Regions from separate parts of the Mus musculus genome. Here all the other regions are linked to region 4. A link is a loop called in an ENCODE intact Hi-C map of the cell type or tissue named here. Cell type or tissue: left cerebral cortex. All regions are shown on one strand.

Region 1 (2,500 bases), 76 kb after region 4:
TGTTAGTCACCCTCAGGAAGGAAATGTGCGGCCAAAGCAGTGCTAGAGGTGCTAGGTGTGGCCGTGCGTGGCTGTAGTTTCAGTATTTGGAAGGCAGAGGGTCGCCACAAGTTCAAAGGCAGCTTGGTCTACAAACGTAGTAATTGGGTATAAAACTAGGAATTAAATGTAGGGGAAGAGGTTGGCCTTTCCCAGGAGGAGACTAAAAGTCTCTGAATTTTGGGCTGAGGGTTATTAGTGAGTTTAATTCAGCTTTTTTTCTCTTCTTCTTCAATGTGCCTCTGAGATCATCTCTCCAGGATAATGCTCTGCTCTGTCAAAACCCTTCCCAGGCTTGCAGATCTTCAGCCTCACCCTAAACCCTGTGTCTTCTCCCCTCTCGTATCTATGTGTGGAAATGTTCATAGGCCTTCGTCTGTCCTGGCATGGCCCTGGCTGAGTAGCCTCCCTCACAGGCTTGAGTTCAAAAAATCAGAAAGTTAGCCTTTTACAACCTCCTTCCTCTTCCTTACCATTCATCATCCCCCCCTCCTCCTCCCCCTCCTCCTCTTCCCCCTCCCCCTCCCCCCTCCTCCTAGTTGAGGTAGAGTCTTGCTATATAACACAAGGCAAACCTCTTTCTGTTCTCTCCCAAGTGCTGGAATTAAAAGCATGTGCCATTACCACACAGGATTTCAGTATACTTTACTTTAATTTGCATATGGTAACTGGATATGTTCATGGAGTGTGGTGTGACATTTTCATACAATGAACAATAATCCAGTCAGAATAACCAGCATCTCCATCAGATACCACGTTTGTTTGTGTTGGGAGCACTCAAAATCCTCTCTATTAGCTATTTTTGGGTAAAACATAACTCTTGGTCAATTCAATATTGCTAAGAGCAAGTGGCCAAAATTCTCATGTATTTTTACCCTTATTTAGATAAAGGTATGTACAACCCCGTCAGTTTTAAAAGTAGATGCATCCAAATTGTGCAAAGTATGTGAGCCAGGAAAGGAGTGACAAATATAGCAGCTTCTCTTGCCATTGCCTCAGACTAGAGATGCTGCGTGTCTCACGGGAAAGAGGATATATAAATGACAGGATGTCTGTAAAACAGCGCATTGTACAATGGTAACAAGATGATGGCGGCAGCCACGCCCCCGTGGCTAGACCTTGAGTGGAAGAAGACTGACTCCCAGAGTAGGTAACATCTTTCTAAAGTAAGGAAACAGATGACTGACCAGAAAAGAGTGGAGAGGGAGGAGACCCTGAGCAGCGGGGTGGGGGTGGAGAAGTGGGGGTGCGGGGTCTAGGGCTTCTGATGTGTGGGCAATGGTCTGGACACATGTTCTAGTCACATGGTGTTTGCAGTACAGTACAGATGTTACTCATCTTTCCCAGTGGTTTATGCATTCTTTGCTACTTTTCGCAACCCAGAAGCATTCTAGTGGGTCCCAGGTCAGCTAGGGGCACATTGTGAGAATCTGCCTCAAAACACAAAACAAGCCTAGGAGGTAGGGTGCACACATCTTTAATCCCAGCTCTGGGGAGGCAGAGGCAGAAGGATCTATGCGTTTGAGGCCAGCCTGGTCTACAGAGTAAGTTCCAGAACAGCCAAGGCTACACAGAGAAACCCTGTCTGGAAAAACCAAGACACACACACACACACACACACACACACACACACACACACACACACACACACTCCTAAAACCTAAAACCTAAAACCTTTAAGTCATTTTAGGGCGCTAGTAAATTAATTTGTATCTCTATAATATGCTACTTTTCTGTTACTATGTTAAATACCATTCCTACAGCTACAACTAGAAGGAAGGTTTATTTGGGCTTATGGCTCCTGAGAGATAAAAGTCTGTCAGGTAAGGAGGCATGGCAGCAGGAAGGCAGAGTGGTTAGAACAGGAAGCTGAGAAACCACATGTCAATCACAAACACAGAGCAGAGAGAGCAAAACAGAGGTGAGGGAGTTTACAAATTCTCAAAGCCTGGCCCCAGTGATAAACTTCCCCAAGCAAGACCCGGCCTCTTAAACTGTCCCAGACAGTATCACCAACCGCTCAGACAAGCCCCTGAGGGAGATTTCTCAATTAGACTTCTACACCTAACTAGTAGTAAGTAGCTTTTTCATATTTGCTTTTATCGACTTGGATCTTCTCCCTTCTGAAATGCCTTTTTAACTATTTTGTTCCTTTTTTTTTTTTAAACTGGGCTACCTGTGACCTTGATGGTTTTATGTGTGAAGAAATGTTCTCTCTCTCTAATGAATATACAAAATAAGTGTCCTTATGATCTCTCTCTCTTTTTTTTTATGTGCAGATTGTTTTGCCTGCATGTGTGTCTGTGTGACGATGTTAGATTCCCCTGGAACTGGAGTTACAGATGGTTTTGAGCTGCAATGTGTTGGGAATTGAACCTGGGTCCTTTGGAAGAGCAACCAGTGCTCTTAACCACTGGACCATCTCTCCAGCTCCATGTTGTTGTTGTTGTCATCATCATTA
Region 2 (2,500 bases), 300 kb after region 4:
CCAGGGAAGACAGTATCCCAGTCACTGTAGATTCTGGATTCTGTCTCTGTCCCTTCAGGATGCTCTAAAGATGAAAAGTGCCCAGCTGTGACAAAGAGCTACACAACAAGTCTCCAAAAACCATTTCTGGAACAACGGGCATTAGACCAGGGATGGCCAACCCGTGGCTCATTTTCAGAGATTTGTAACTGCCCCCAGTCATATGCTATGACTGCTAATCTTGTCTTTGCTTGACAAAATTTAAAATCATCTAAGAATCTAACTCCCGGGCACGTCTGTGAAGGTGTTTCTAGAGATGTTTAATGCAGGAGGGAATACAAGCATCACCAACGGGCTGGTACCTCTGAACTAAATAAACAGGAAGCAAGTCAAAGCCAGCACTCATCTCTCCTACTCTCTATCTATGGGTGCAGCATGACCAGCCATCTGTCTCATCACTATGCCTTCTCTGTCAGGAGGGGCTGTACTCTCAAACTGTTGGTCATCATGAGCTCTTCCTTAAGTCTCTTTTTCCAGGCCTCCCGCCACAGTGACAAGAGAAATTACCAACATGCACGCTCAACTCTGCACATCAAACAATGTTCTCTACTAACTTCTCGTACACATAAAGAGTAGCTTCTCGAGGTCATGCAAATCATGAGTCTAAACTCCAAGCCTCATCCTTCTTGACCGTCTACCCCACACAATAAGTAGCTGGAAGGGTACAATGATCTCCAAGAGCCGAGAGTGTCTTTGGGAGATCTGAGCCGCGTCTAGCCTATTGTTATTTGTGTTTTGTTACTTGCATCCCTGCAGATTTGGACCACAGGGCCGGCCTGGAAGCATCATATTAAATTCTAAGGGTAAGGCTTCAGAGTCTATTGACAAAGCGCTCAGCTCAGCATCTGTATCATGGGCACCTGGTAGGTGCTCCAGATTGCAAGATGCTCATAGCCAACTCCTCCATTTTCCCCATCTCTCTAGAAAGGTGCTGATAGCTCATAGCCGGCTTATGCCTGCACTCAGACCCTCTAGATACTAGTGAGCATTACAGCTTTGCACAAGAACCCAGTTCCCACTTAGCCCGGCTTGCACAAACAACACAATACCCAGGAGCAGTATGTTTTCAGGTCCTTCCAGGGAGGTGCACTGACTGGGGCCTCTCAGTGGTAGACAAGATTACAACAACAACATGTGTCCAATACAGGATAGAGATCACAATTTCCTGAGAACTGAGTCGATCCAGGAGACTGGTAAACACATGATGTTAGGACCTGTCACTTAAAGGACTCAATTCATTAATATCCTCCCTGGTTCTGGATGATGATCCCTGGAGCTCAGGGACCAACCTCAGGGGGGAAGTGACTTGTCACTGTATACAAACAGTATGAAACATCTGGGCCTAAAACTAGTAATAAAAGTTCCATTTGTCACTCACCTCCCCCAAATCTTATAAATGCAGCCAAGGCGAGTGGTATGTATCTTTAATCCCAGCACTCAGGAGGCAGAGGTCAGAAGATCTCTGTGAGTGGCAGACCAGAGAACACAGTAGGTTGCAGGCCAGCCACGGCTATGGAAATTGCTTTAGACAGGAGCAAGGCCCACTGCTCTAGAGGGTAGTCAGTCACCTGCCTCCCCAGAGGGCCTTTCCTCTCCATAAGGAAATGTCAAGGTCACATCTGGGGGTGGCAGTTTCCACCAGAACATTGGACTTGCTTAACCTCCCACTACAAAGAGACCAACCTTGAAACCCACTGCAACAGAGCCCCCACACCTCCCACCGGGCCAGAGAAAGGCCAAACCATGCCATGAAACGCAGTCGGCGAGGCTAACTGCCTGCAGGGTACTATGAGCACACACACACACACACACACACACACACACACACACACACACACACATCCCCGAAGAAACACCACGGCCTGAAACATTTTCAGCCCCAGTCAGCAGGGACATGCAATTTACAGGAAATAAGAAGGTTTACGGAATGTTAGCAGCTCAGATTTCTTCTCTGGGAAAAGGGGCAGGAGAAAGTCTACGAACTGCTTCAGTGAAAGTGCTTTGTTCACAGCTGAGCCCTTACATGCGTCAGTTGTTAATATACATAGCTGCCACCCCACACTTCAACCCACCACTGCAGGACGTGCGGACTGGTACACTAGGAATGTACAGTGCAGGCTGCACAAGCCTTAAACGTCAGCATCTTAGAGCCTCACTCACAACAGGCCAGAACAGACACGGGGTCAAAAGCACAGGCATAGGCACAGTCCTGGGTAGGTTAACGTCCCACTTCTCCCATCTTTCTGGAGGCGTCCTGTCTGAAGATAGGCAAATTCCCATCAAGTACCAGGGCTTTGTAAGCTTTGCTTTAAGCATTCTCCGCTCACTCCTCGGCCAGCCAGACCTCTGGAGGCCACAGTTTTGAGCGTCATCAGTCAGTCTCTATAATTTGGTCCAGAGAATCAAAAACACCATTGTAGCCCAAGAAGGTTCCCCACCATCAGGAGCTGCCCCAGCGCTC
Region 3 (2,500 bases), 80 kb after region 4:
GAGCTGCAGGCTGAGATGTTGTGGTGTTGCCATTTCTACAGGAGCAGCCATTTTGGACAGCTCCTGTGGGACATTTTACTCCAGAAGTCATAGGCTGGGATGGGAAGGAGGGGCCTGCTGCCGCTTTGACAGATTTTTGTGATGCAATGACTTTTGTGCCACCCAGGGACTACATACACTAGCTGTCCTGGAATTGTAGACCAGGTTGGTTTAGAGATCTGCCTGCCTTTGCCTCCCAAGTGCTGGGATTAAAGGGCATGTGCCACCACCACCTGGCAAATTCTGCTATTCTTTATGACTAAATAAAAACTATTATGTATGTCTGTGTGTAACTCACATTCTTTTTTTAAAAGAAGATTTATTTATTTATTTTATGTATATAAATACACTGTTTCGATGTCTTCAGACACATCAGAAGAGGACATCAGATCCCGTTATAGATGATTGTGAGCCAACCATGTGGTTGCTGGAAATTGCTTTTAACCTCTGAGTCCTCTCTCCAGCCCATAACTCACATTCTTTATCTATGCATCTGTAATCTGGTTCCACATATTAGCTGTTTTGAATAGTGAAGCATTAACCATTGATGCACAGGTATCTTTGTGCTATATTCATATGCTGGCTAGTTTTATGTCAACTTGTCAACAAGCTGAAGTCATCTGATAGGAGGGAACCTAAACTGATCAAAGATGGGGCTGTAGGGAAGCCTGCAGAACATCTTTATTAGTGATTGATGTAGGAGGGTTCAGCCCATTGTGTGGAGGTGCTACCCATGGATGGTGGTCCTAGGTGCTATAAGAAAGCAAGCTGAGCAAGCCATGAGGAGCAAGCCAGTAAGCAGCACTCCTTCATGGTCTCTGTATCCGCTCCTGCTTCCAGATTTCTGCAAGGTTTGAATTCCCTCTGTGCCTTCCCTTAAAGATGGTGACTCAAGAAACATAAGCCGAATAAACCCTTTTCTCCCCAAGCTGTTTTGATTATGGTGTTTCATCATGGCAGTAATTACTTTAACTAAGAGAAGTTGATTTAGAGCCCAATAGATACATTCTCATGAGTGGCCTAGCTGGCGTAAGATAGTTCTACTTTTAGATTGTTGAGTAATCTGCTATCTATATTCTTGCCAAGTACATGAAAAGCTCTTACATCCTTGACAGTATATTTTTCCTGTGCTGGGATATGAACCTAGGATCTCATGCATGCTAGGCAATTGCTCTACCACTGGATTATATTCTCAGCCCATTTGAAAGTATTTTTCCCCCTGATGATAGCCATTCTGACAAGGGTAAAGTAGAATCTCAATGTCACTTTGATTTCCAATGCCCCGAGGACTGAGGAGATTGGACATTTTTTTTCATGTATTTGCAGGCCATTTGTATTTCTCGTGAACCCATTTATTGATGAATATTTTTTTATAGTTTAAAGGACATATTTATCAGGAGATTAAGAGGTGCATATCCATGGACTATAGTTCATAGCTGACACTTTTGTCACAGTCAAGCAGAAATGTAGCCAGCGCCAACCTATTTTGTAGACACTCTTGTTCTGTTGTTCAGAAAAACGTTTGCACCACAAGACTTGGACTTGGGTTTCAGGATCTTCTCTTCCATGTCATAGCTCCATCCATTTTTTTTTCCTGCAAGGACAATTGCATCTTCTTTGGTACTGAAGGTCAGAACCATGTTGGAGAGGGGATCAGCTGTTGATGCCCAACCCATCCAAGGATTTTTCCCATTTCTCCCTGGTATCAAACACCATCTTCCATGCTTTGTGTTGCTTACTCCAGGCTGCATGTTATTGTGAGCAAGAACAAAGAGGCTGATCTTTCTGGTTTTGATGTGCTCTCGAGGAACACCAGTTAGAGTAGTGATATCCAATTTCTCATCAACTGTTACGAGCTGTGTGTCCCCAGTTTGATCCTGTGCCAGCTTCCATGTGGATGCTCAACAGCCTGGATGGAACTCTGAGGACAGAAATGGCAGGTGTAGCCACTGCTCTTTGCCCCGACAACACCTGTCTTAGTGACACGGACATTGAGACCACCGCCATCTCCCTGTGGACAAACACCGATGAATAATTTTTTTATGCCTAATTTTTATTTTATTTTATTTTTACATAGTCTAAATATTATTAGTCATGTCAGACAGCAGCTCTGTTTCCTGTTGCTGTGAGAGCATACTCTGAGAAATAGGCGAGAAAACAATTCTTTTTTTCTCTCACAGTGCCAGCTTACAGATACACGTCACAGCAGCAGGGGCTTGAGAGAACTGGTGACCTCCCATTCATAGTTAAGAAGCAGAGAGGAGAAGCTTAGTGCAGATATGTTTATGTTCAATCCCTCATGCAGTTTTGGACCCCCTGTCTGGTGCCACCTGCAGTAGGCACTTCCTACTTCAATTCATGTCATCAAGATAATTCCTGACAGGCACACCCACAGTAGCAGTCCTTCATTAAGACTCTTTTCTCAGGTGACTCGAGGTTATGTCAAGTTGACAGCTAGAGC
Region 4 (2,500 bases):
TTTTTTTTTTAAAGTATACAACAGGGCTGGGGACAGGTAAGCTCTGGCATAAAGCACTTCCCTGATATAAAAAGCCCTGAGTTTTAAAAAATAAAATAAAATAAATCAACATCTGACTTGTGGTCAGGCCAATGATCTTTAGCACAAGAAAAGCAACCTGATTTTTCCACTTTGTAAAAACACCCTGAAGGTGGAATGTCCTAGTCAGTGTGTGAATCACGAGGGTAAACTAAAGATGCTTCTTAAATCCTTTTGGCTTTAGTGACTACAATTTCAATTTTACCATTTCAGATTTTTGGTCTTCCAAAACTTGGGCAATAGCCTAATCCAAGCCACCCTGATCTTTCACACATTATATAGTCTTTCTACACAGTTCTGTCTTCTGCTTTCTTTTTTAAAAATCTGTGTGTGTGTGTGTTGTGTGTTCCTCAGATGCCACACATCTTATTTTTTTAGGTAGAGTCTCTCATTGGCCTAGGGTGCCATGATTCTGCTAAGCTAGCAGGTCTACCAGCAAACTCCTGGAATCTACTTGTGTGCCCCTCCCCAGCAATGGGACTACAAGTGGATGCCACCCTAACTTTTAACATCTATTCTGGATATGCCGAGTTCTGTAATCCAAAGACAAGGGAGAAAGAGGCATGAATCAAAGCCAGCCTAGTCTATAGAGTGAGTTCCAGACCACTGAGGACTAACACCGCAAAGTTCTGTCTCAAAAGATCCATAACACCGCAAGGTTCTGTCTCAAAAGATCCAAAACAAAATAAAACAAAACAAAACAAAAAAACTTACAAAGCAGTACCAAGACCCGCAAGTGATAATGAACTCCTGGAAACTCAGACTCCTTGGAGATTTCATTACGACTGGTATTCCCAAACATCCATTCAGCACTTCAGAATAAATACTCATCTAATTTAATTATGATGACTTCACCAGACAGTAAGTAACACTGCCCACAACGATGTTTACAAAAGCACTTGTCACTCCCTTCGGATGTAGCAATGCAGGAAAAAAGGAGTATGTTTCCATACTCTTCCTGTGTTTATACTCTGTAACAAGTGACAATTTAAGTGTCACTTCAGATGGGTTAAATACCAAAGTAAGTCAGGTAACATGTCCCACCACCATCTTCCACGTTGTGTAAACTCTGATTCTGATAGGATTCTTAGCACTAATTCACTCCGTACCCAAGACAGGTTTCCAAGTCAGCCTTTCCAAGAGAGAAACTACAGAATTCTAGGAAGAGACTACAGAATCCTACTCTGGCCGCTGTAAGATAACAGGCTCCTTCGTTAAGCAACTCGAGTTGAGCTTATTGCAACACTAGAGCGGTTCGGAAATAAATTTGCCCCCAATACCAACCTCTAGGAAGGAACAAGCCAGAGCCAGCAAGGATGCTGCAGTGAGCGACTCCCAAAAGCTCCCGTCCACCGAGCACTTACAGCGAGGTTAGCACGGCCTCCCGCAATCCCGGGAGGTGAGTATTCACAGTTCCCGCTTCACGTCTCCTCGGGGTATTTCAGCCAAGGCCGCGCGGGACGGGTTAGCCGCAGCACCGGGACTCTGACCGGTCTGAAACCGGAGAGCCCGGAATCGTGCGGTGAACGCTGCGCCGAAACACCTGAGGGTCCGCAGCCGCCGGGCGTCCGCACCGACACCGGCTGGGCCGTGCCGCGCCCGCTCTCTCTGTGGTCGCCCACCGGGCGCCCTCCGCTGCTCGGTGTCCGCCGCCCGAGGCCTGGGCGCCGCGTACCTCGGAGCCCGCGCTCCCGCGGCCGAGCCCGGCAGGAAGCGCCCGCCCGAGCCGCCAGCGCCGCAGCCCGCGCCGCCTCCCGCGCTCACCTGCCCCGCGCGCCGCCACCGGCTCCCGATCCCGCAGCGCCGTCAGCAGCTCCCGCAGCCGTGCCCGCCTGGCTCCGACACCCGCATGCCCCGCTCCCAGTCTCTTGCTGCCTTCGGGGCTCAGCGCGACACCCGCCCACCGCCCACGACCATGGCCGGCTCCGTCGCAGCCGCTGCACCGCCCGACGGAGCACGCGCGCGCCACCGCCGTGCCCGCGCCTGCGCGAGCGCGCGCGCGAGCCTCCCGGGCTCTCCTCCCCGCTGCCCGGCCCCGCCCACCCTCTAGGGCCAATCCCCCGACGCCCGCCTCCAGGCAGCCCCGCCCACTCACCGCGCAAGCCCCGCCCCTCGAGGGGAGGCAGCACCAGCCTCGCCCTGTGCGGCTGTCGGTGCCGCGTTCCTACTGCGCTGCCGGCGCGCTGGGGTTGGCTCGCAGAGCACTGCGGTGTCTGCAGCCCCCAGCTCGCCGCCTTCGGGAAAACCTGCACCTCCCGGTTCCGCTTCTCCGCAGACTCCCCTTTGTTCCCACGGCCCAGCTGGCCTTCCATTCCCTGCGATGTGAACGATCATTTAGATGTAAAGAGTCCAGCCTTTGAAACACTTCTGTGTTCGTCTCTGCACCACCGCAGCTGACGTTTGGCTGCCAAACCTTACACTT

The links. Hi-C counts contacts between places; a loop is a spot of excess contacts. Peaks named below come from ENCODE experiments on the same cell type or tissue, not always from the same donor. Only the 100,000 strongest peaks of a DNase experiment are listed, where the experiment ranks them.
Region 1: it touches region 4 in a loop (1.9-fold over the local background); 2 of 42 quality-filtered maps call a loop at or near these places.
Region 2: a loop joins it to region 4, with 2.7 times the contacts of the local background. A loop is called at or near these places in 4 of 42 quality-filtered maps.
Region 3: a loop joins it to region 4, with 2.0 times the contacts of the local background. A loop is called at or near these places in 2 of 42 quality-filtered maps.

What each region holds. Positions count from the first base shown.
Region 1 is chr9:99,214,445-99,216,944 of GRCm38, forward strand. It overlaps a transcript of Cep70 not described here. Among named protein-coding and RNA genes, the nearest start is that of Faiml, 22 kb to the right of the region's middle. In left cerebral cortex, no CTCF peak of the experiment used is centred here; a DNase peak (open chromatin) is centred at 1,026.
Region 2 is chr9:99,433,330-99,435,829 of GRCm38, forward strand. The region is part of intron 1 of Mras (muscle and microspikes RAS); the gene reads right to left. Among named protein-coding and RNA genes, the nearest start is that of Mras, 2.1 kb to the right of the region's middle. In left cerebral cortex, no CTCF peak of the experiment used is centred here; DNase peaks (open chromatin) are centred at 123, 417, 1,021 and 2,121; H3K4me3 peaks cover 2,500 bases; H3K27ac peaks cover 2,500 bases.
Region 3 is chr9:99,218,523-99,221,022 of GRCm38, forward strand. It overlaps a transcript of Cep70 not described here and the pseudogene Gm2950. Among named protein-coding and RNA genes, the nearest start is that of Faiml, 17 kb to the right of the region's middle. In left cerebral cortex, no CTCF peak of the experiment used is centred here; a DNase peak (open chromatin) is centred at 1,016.
Region 4 is chr9:99,138,149-99,140,648 of GRCm38, forward strand. It overlaps Pik3cb (phosphatidylinositol-4,5-bisphosphate 3-kinase catalytic subunit beta), which reads right to left and starts at 2,063. Exons shown (of 24, transcript NM_029094.3): 1 at 1,843-2,063. It also overlaps the pseudogene Gm2773. In left cerebral cortex, no CTCF peak of the experiment used is centred here; DNase peaks (open chromatin) are centred at 1,456 and 2,207; H3K4me3 peaks cover 1,895 bases; H3K27ac peaks cover 1,173 bases.